Linked DNA regions of Mus musculus: all the other regions are linked to region 3. A link is a loop called in an ENCODE intact Hi-C map of the cell type or tissue named here. Cell type or tissue: heart. All regions are shown on one strand. Region 1 holds the start of Kif3a (kinesin family member 3A). Region 2 overlaps Aff4 (AF4/FMR2 family, member 4). Region 3 overlaps Shroom1 (shroom family member 1).

What was found. A loop is a pair of places that touch in the nucleus more often than their neighbours do. Peaks named below come from ENCODE experiments on the same cell type or tissue, not always from the same donor. Only the 100,000 strongest peaks of a DNase experiment are listed, where the experiment ranks them.
Region 1: a loop joins it to region 3, with 2.7 times the contacts of the local background. A loop is called at or near these places in 12 of 42 quality-filtered maps.
Region 2: it touches region 3 in a loop (2.3-fold over the local background); 5 of 42 quality-filtered maps call a loop at or near these places.

What each region holds. Positions count from the first base shown.
Region 1 is chr11:53,565,999-53,568,498 of GRCm38, reverse strand. It overlaps Kif3a (kinesin family member 3A), which reads right to left and starts at 1,130. Exons shown (of 18, transcript NM_008443.4): 1 at 968-1,130. The coding sequence starts at 973. A430108G06Rik (RIKEN cDNA A430108G06 gene) reads left to right here and starts at 1,186. Exons shown (of 2, transcript NR_168001.1): 1 at 1,186-1,662. In heart, no CTCF peak of the experiment used is centred here; a DNase peak (open chromatin) is centred at 1,138; H3K4me3 peaks cover 1,484 bases; H3K27ac peaks cover 1,426 bases.
Region 2 is chr11:53,410,667-53,413,166 of GRCm38, reverse strand. It overlaps Aff4 (AF4/FMR2 family, member 4), which reads right to left. Exons shown (of 21, transcript NM_033565.2): 19 at 2,208-2,251; 20 at 1,111-1,331. Among named protein-coding and RNA genes, the nearest start is that of Mir6920, 2.7 kb to the right of the region's middle. In heart, a CTCF peak has its summit at 1,205 (motif pointing left); no DNase peak of the experiment used is centred here.
Region 3 is chr11:53,465,463-53,467,962 of GRCm38, reverse strand. Shroom1 (shroom family member 1) reads right to left here. Exons shown (of 8, transcript NM_027917.3): 5 at 1,919-2,467; 6 at 1,707-1,839; 7 at 1,313-1,585; 8 at 197-1,200. The coding sequence ends at 868. Among named protein-coding and RNA genes, the nearest start is that of Shroom1, 9.5 kb to the right of the region's middle. In heart, a CTCF peak has its summit at 1,205 (motif pointing right); a DNase peak (open chromatin) is centred at 1,212; H3K4me3 peaks cover 1,111 bases; H3K27ac peaks cover 889 bases; H3K27me3 peaks cover 1,993 bases.

The DNA of each region.
Region 1 (2,500 bases), 100 kb before region 3:
TACAGAGGACCTTACAGAGGACCTGGGCTGAGTTTCCAGCACCCACATGGCAGCTTACTACTGCTTTTAACTTCAGTTCCAAATAATTCCATGCACTCTTCTTCCTTCCCCTGGCACGTGGTGCACATACATACATACATGCAAACACTCATACACATAAAATAAAAATTGAATTAAAAACACCTAGCACAACCTTACCGCCTGCATAGTTAACATATATACGGCTAGTGCGCAATCTTTGTTGAATATTCATTATTCAATAAAGCAATAAATATAAACAAACACTGAGCATTTTGTGCTAAATGTCAAGCCCTGTCCTTCAAGTGTCCTGTGCATTAATTTATTTTGCCTTGATAAAAACCCCAAGAAGGAAAGTTTAAATGTGTAGGAACTAAGGGCCCAGACGCTGTAAATAACCATCGAAGGCCCCATAACCAATATATAATCTACCATGGCTCAAGTCTTCTCCAATGGGACTTACAACCACCCCCTTATTATGGCACGATAACAATCCGTGAAATCCTAGGAGGTAACCAAATCGCCACCGCATACTCGCACAAAGACACCTACAGGTTACATTCTGCACCATAAGCTAAGGTGCCCGCTCGGAATGACAGCTTATACCCAGGGAAGTAGGGGGCCAGAGCGTAGACTCTGGGGTTCCGAGCATCCGCAAGACCATGGTGGCCACGCGCAGCCACCAAGCCTCCACTGTCCGCGCGGTGCTTTTCTGTCTGGCAGAGCAGGCCTGGCGAGATGCAACGCGTTCCGGGGCAACTGGGCGGGTCCCGAGCGGCCCCCGATGCGTCCGGACCCCAGCCCCGCCGCCCCACCGCCCTTCTCCTCCAAGGCCTCCCGGCCTGGCCACCCTGCCCCGCCCGCCGCGCGCTTCTATGGCAACGGCCGCGCCCCCGAGCAGGGCCGACACGATGAGCCGAAGCCCCCGTGGCCGACTGTCCATCCTCACCGGCATGGTGGCCGCGTCCGGTGCTCCGCCAACGTCCCCACTCCGGATGCAGCCCAACAACACCGGGTTTGGGGGCGAGGCTGGCCACAGGCGACCGCAACACCTTAGCGCTCCAGAGACTGCGGCTCACACAGCTACAGAGGGCAGTGCGCAGGCGCACTCTGAGCTCGCCCCGCCCAATCTCGGGTGTCCTGGGCTCTTGAAGTACGCATGCGCAAGGCCTTTCCGCGTCCATCTCCATGGACGCTAGACTGGGGCAACGCCTGCGGGGTGCTGCCATCGCTCTGCTCTGTAAAGCTGGTTCATGTTGAGGCCACCAGGACATCTGACCCGCTCAGACTGCCAGGAGCTTCCGGCGCTGGCAGTGTCCCAAATATTGAAAACAACAGTGGACAATAGCGTACCAGATTCTGATGACTCCTTATTTTATGAGGAATATCAGGGGTTGGGTTCTGTTTATCTCTACTATCTGTCTGCACCAAAAGTTTGAATGAACAGGACCCTGATCCAGCCATATGAGGAGAGAGCGGAGACCAAGGAGACCAACAGGCCAGGAAGGTAAAGGGGGAAAAAAAGTGAAAATGACCAGCAGAGTCAAAATGGATGGATTATATAGGGAAGGACCCCAGAAGGGCAGCTCAGCACCTGGGCCGGAAGGTTCACGGGGTGGACTATGCCAGCCAACCCTGTAACAGGTAGGGACTGAGGGATGCTGGGAGCATCCAGGTCTGCTTTAATATGTGAAAAAGGCACCTCAACCATTTGTTGGGAGTTTGAGACCTAACTCAAAGGAGAAGCTCCGTCTAAATAGCCATTTGCCCAACAGAACTGCTTAGGGTTTCTCAGTTATGGGAGAGTTTGTTTTGTTTTTGGTTTGTCTTGGGGGGGGGGGTTTCTCACTGGATAGACCAGGATGACCTTGAGCTCACAGAGATCTTTTGACTCACGAGTGCTGGCATTAAAGGCATCTTCATCACACCCGGAAGTTATAGGAGAGTTTAAGTTGCAAGTAATTATAAAGTGTGTTCTGTGTTAACATTCAAAATGTTCATCTTGGGTCTGAAGAACTGGCTCAGCAGTTAAGAATGCATACTGATCTTGCAAAGGGCTGGAGTTAGGGTCCCAGCACTCAGGTCAGGCATTCACAACTGCAGCTCTAGGGGAATCCCATGCCCTCTTTTGGTCTCTGTGGGAACTGTACTCACATGCATATATCCACTCATAGAGACACACATATACTTAATTGTAAAAAAGTCTTCTTTTGCTGGGCAGTGGTGGCGCACCCCTTTAATCCCAGCACTTGGGAGGCAGAGGCAGGCGGATTTCTGAGTTTAAGGGCAGCCTGGTTGACAGAGTGAGTTCCAGGACAGCCATGGTTACACAGAGAAGCCCTGTCTCAAAAAAAAAGAAAAAAAAAGTCTTCTTTCAAAACTTCCTCTTCAATACATCACAGTTAGTCTTGACTATTAGAAACATGTTTTGTATTACTTCTCAAAGATGCTGAGTAGGAGAAGGTAAAATACCCATTTCTTA
Region 2 (2,500 bases), 55 kb after region 3:
TGCCTACAGAGCCAGATGTAGCACTCTCAGCGACTTCTCCAACACCATGTCTGCTTGTGTGCCACCATGCTTCCTGTCATGATAAATTGCTGAACCTCTGAACTGTAAGCCAGCCCCAATCAAGTGGTTTCATTAGTAAGAGTTGCAGCAGTCATGGTGTCTGTTCACAGCAACAGAATCCTAACACAATACCTTAGGTAACTAGGTATATTTTAATAAGATGAACCACCTAGAGTATTATATCTAATACTAAACTTGAATCTAATCAATAGAAAGGAACTAAGAAAGATAAAATAACAAGTGTAATGGCAGCATGAGGAAGAAATGGTCATATGCAGAATGATATCGTCTATGATTCAGTTTCTTCAAACATCAATGGCATGGCCAAATAAGGGGGAGAGCTACTTACAAAATGCAGCATTTAGACCTTGCTTGAATACTATATAAAACAAATCCAACTCATCTATTTTCTTAATGGTTCTCTCTCTCTTACATTTATCTGTCTGTGGATGTGTCACAGTGTACTTGTGTTGAGTCAGAGGAAAACTGTGGAGTTTCTTCTCACCTTCCACCAAGTAGGTCCTGAGGCTTGAACTCAGGCTTTGTGGTAAGCATCTTTACCTACTGAGTCATCTTGCAGATCCAACTGCTATATTGTTTAAGGTGTATTTGAGACTACAGCAGAAAGTTGATCATAGACAAGGTACTACCCCGTGAGCTACTTCCAATATGCCAGAATAGAGAGGTATCTGTCTTATACCAAGAACTACTTCTAGTTTAGTTTGTGTCAGCATTACCACAAAAGCCGTTTGTCTATGTCCCTTCCCCCACATCAGTTCATCTGTTCCCCATCCTTCACGTTAGGGGGTCAAACCAGGGTCTTATGCATGCTGTGAAAGTAATCTAACAGGGAGGCATGCACAGCCCAAGGGAATTTTAACCACATCTAGTCATAGTTAGTATGCAGCTAAGCAAAGAATGTTATTAGCAAATTGATTATGATTGTCTTTAAACCACAAAATAAAGTAAGTGGTCTCCACATACTTAACTAAATTACAAATGTTTCTTTTAACTATTCTATTATCAAAGTTTATCCAGTGCCCAACAAACCTTTTTGTTCTTTGGAAAGCTGTTCAGCTTGGTCCCAAATTTCTGTGGCATAGAGGAAGTTAGATGTAACCTGGACATAGCTTGCTGCCATCTGGTGGATTTTCTGTGGAATGGTCACTGAAGAACCACTTGCTGAAGCACTACTTCCCCCAGAAGAGTAACTTCCAGAATTGCCTGGTGACAGTTTTGGAGAAACAGGGGAGGGCATCCCAACAGCTTTGCTACACACAAAGAGAAACAGGATACTTATTCACACACACATAGTGAATACTATGAAATTAGCATACTGTAGAATGGAAGTCACCTGGGCTCCTGTCTCAAAAGAACAAATTAAAAAGGACACAGCTCAGTGAGAGAGCACTTGTTACCATGCAAAAGGCTCTGGGTTTTACATCAGCCCTGGGTATGTAGACAAGGGAAAATAAGATGGACTGTCAACTCACATTAAAACAAAGACTCCATAGATGAACTGAGAAAATGAAAAAGTAAATCTAAGTTTGCAGGATGTTTGTTCCCCTTTCGGGTGTAGGCAAGAAGGGGTTAATGTGGAATGGAAGATATATCAAAACCAAGCCACTGTATTCTAGCAATGAAAGGTCTGAGTGAAGTTTAAACCATTGTAACAAACCTAAGTGACATGAAAATCAACCTGAGAAGACTCAAGGTACTGTTAAAAACTTAACTGGGGGGCTAGTGAGATGGCTCAGGGGTAAGGGTGCTTGCCACCAAGCCTGACAACATAAGAACATTTATGAACTTATATGGGAGGAGAGAGAAAGAAAACCAAACCAAAAGCCAACTCAGATGTCTGAGCTGTTGACATATCTCATTTCTAACCTCTCTTAAAATTCTTTATATTTAAAATTATTAAATTGGAAAGAATAATTTAAAAAGAAAGTACTTTTCTAGAGGCAAAACGTAGTAGGAAAGCGCTCCAAAGGCCCTGGATTCAATTCCAAACATCAAAAAAATAAAGTTTAAAACACCTTACTAGAGATTGTAATACTTTAAAATTAGCAACCATTCTGCTGTCCATTTCTACTCTGATCCACAAATAAGCTAATCAAAAATATATCAGAGAACAAAACTGTACCTACCTCCCCAAGCCGGGTGAAGGTGCTTGAGAATTACTGTAAGAATTCTGCATGGGAAAAAAAAAATATTTAACAGCAATATATATAACTTTTAAGGCATTCAGTATCTTCCAAAGTGTTTGGGCTAGGGTTGATCTTGAGAACTTTATTGAAAAAACTGGCTCCATAGGGAGTTTGAGGTCAGCTTAGACTAGATGAGACACTATCACAGAAAAGTAACATGACGGTAGAGATGGCTCAGTGGTTAAGAGCAACTGTTGCTCTTCCAGAGGTTCTGCCTTTAGATCCCAGCACCC
Region 3 (2,500 bases):
ACTCACTCTGTAGACCAGGCTGGCCTTGAACTCAGAGATCTGCCTGCCTCTGCCTCCCAAGTGCTGGGATTAAAGGCGTGCACCACTACGCCCGGCTTGTGCTTTGTTTTTGTGGTCGCTCTATGAGGGCTTGAACCCAGACTCTCACACATGGCAAGCAAGCACTCTACAGCTCTATCTGTAGCCCTCTCTTTAAGTTACTTTTATATTTATTTGTTTATTTAGGGGTGTTGTGCCTGCATGTATGTCTGTGCATTACCTGTGTGCAAACCAGAGAGTGTCAGATTCCCTGGAACTGGAGTTACAGACGGGTGTGGGCCATATACCATAGATGCGTGAAATAAAACCCAGGTCCTCTGGCAGAACAGCACGTGATCTTAACTGCTGGTCCATCTCTTCACACACACACACACCCCCAACCCTGTATCCCCAACTCCCACCCCTGCAGACTTCTTTTTTCTGTCTTTTGTGGAGGCAGACCTCCCCCAACCCTGTATACCTAACCCGAAACCCTGCAGCCCTCTTTTTACGTCTTATTTTGAGGGAGAGTCTCCTAAGTTGTCCAGGCTGGCTTTGAGTTCCCTTTGTAGCCCGGATAGACCTTACACTTGAAATCTTCAGCTTCCCATATAGCGGGGAGTACAGCTACACCACCAGGCCAGGCTTTGAATACTGCAGTTTTTACGACCCACAAATTCCCAAAGAATTACAAACTTGAATAAGGTCACAGGAGAACACCGTGGGAAGATGTGTCCTAGGAAGGCCTGGTCTGACTCCTCCCTACTCCCTCAAGGGAAAGCTCTCTATAAAGCATCGCCCCAGTTGTGGGTGAGCCTGGGACAATGTTCCCACCTCCGCTACATGTAACTAGATAAGGGTAGCAAGAAAAGGTTGTTTGTTTAGAGGACGGATTGCTGGGGCCCAGGTCAGTCTGGGAGAAAGGGGATGATGGCTGAGGTCGCTCCAGATAGTGTCCAGTTGGTCCTTAAGGAACCGGATTCGATCGTCCAGGCTGCGCTGCTGTGACAGGATCCTGGCCTTGGAGGCCAGCAGCACACAATAGGAGCGCAGATGCTCTGCGGGCAGCTCCCGCTCCAACACCTGACGCAGGGTTTGCTCCCGCCGAGCCACGTGCTCCTTCAGCTCCTTAGCTTCTTCTTGCTGTCGCTGCAGAAGTTGGAGTCGCTGCAGCAGAGAGGCCTGGAACCACCGGGAGAGGGCGCAGTGAACACCGTTGCTTCCCGGATGATCCGGGCGGTAGAAGGAAGGCCCCTCCAAACCCTGCTCTTCCCCCAACCTCAACCTATTTTACCCTCTCATCAGGGTCGCTGTTTGAGCCCGCCCTAGCCAAGGCGAGGTTTACACGGACCAGGCGACTGCCTAGCAGCAGCAGCAGACCAAGCACACGCTCTAGATCAGTCATGAACCGGCGGAACCGTTCCAGCTCCCGGGGTGTACAGGCCTGGCTCACAGCAGCCTCTAGAGCTCCGTTGCGTTGGGTCCAGTCTGCGGCGGTCCCCCGCAGTCGCTCCTGCTCAGCGTGAAGATCCTGCAGCATCTTTTGGAGGAGGCGGGCTAGTTCCACCTACCGGGAGGGCCTAAGTATTCAAAAACTGGGCCAAGTCTGGATTTCTCCAACCAGACACTAAGCCGCGGCCCCACCCAGCTTCCATCCCCCTACCCACCCCACCCCTTCCCCCACTCACTTTCTTGGCCTGGGTGCTGTTTCCTTCTGGGAATTCCTGGCCACTTGATTGGTCAGGGTCGGGGGTAGAGTTTTCAGACCTTGATGCCTCTTGGGAAGTCTGCAGGTCCTGCGTGAGGTGGTGTCCACAAGACCTGAGGACAAAGCCAAAGTTCTCTGAATCTTTCTGCCTTAGACTGCAGATACTCAGAATCAGGAGTCCTTAATGCTCACCCTTCCTCCGATGCGCCAGCAGCCTTCTCTCCCATCTCCTCAAGGGCTGGCCTCATCGCACTTCGGATCTCTTCGACAGGAAAAAGCCCATCCAGCAGGCCCTGCGGTGGCTCTGGACCGGGCTGGGCGGCAAGAGTACGGCTCAAAGAGGGATCCAGTCTGGCCAGCTCTTGAACCAGCGCCTCAAAATGCCGACTAGGCCAAGTAGTCTTGGAATCAAACTGGCCCCAAGTCAGGGAAGTGTGGTGAGGGGACCCTGGAGTCTCAGAGTCTGAAGGTCTCAAGACATCGACTGGGGGAGGCTTGAGGGGTTTTTTCTCTGTAGCTGCAGAGGGGTCAGTGGTCCCATTAGTGTCAAAGGTTGGGATGTCGTCATTTGTAGTCTCTGGAATGCTTGTGGGTCTGGAGAGATCCACAGAGCCGTTCACCGCTTGCCCACAGTCCTCTGTACCCGTGATCCCTGGAGTCTCATGGAGGGGTCTCTCTGCTGAAACTGCAATCTGACCAGCTTTTTTGCTTAAGTCGTTTTCATACTGCCGGTAGGAGGTGCTGGAAGTAGACGGGATACTGAATCAGAAAAGG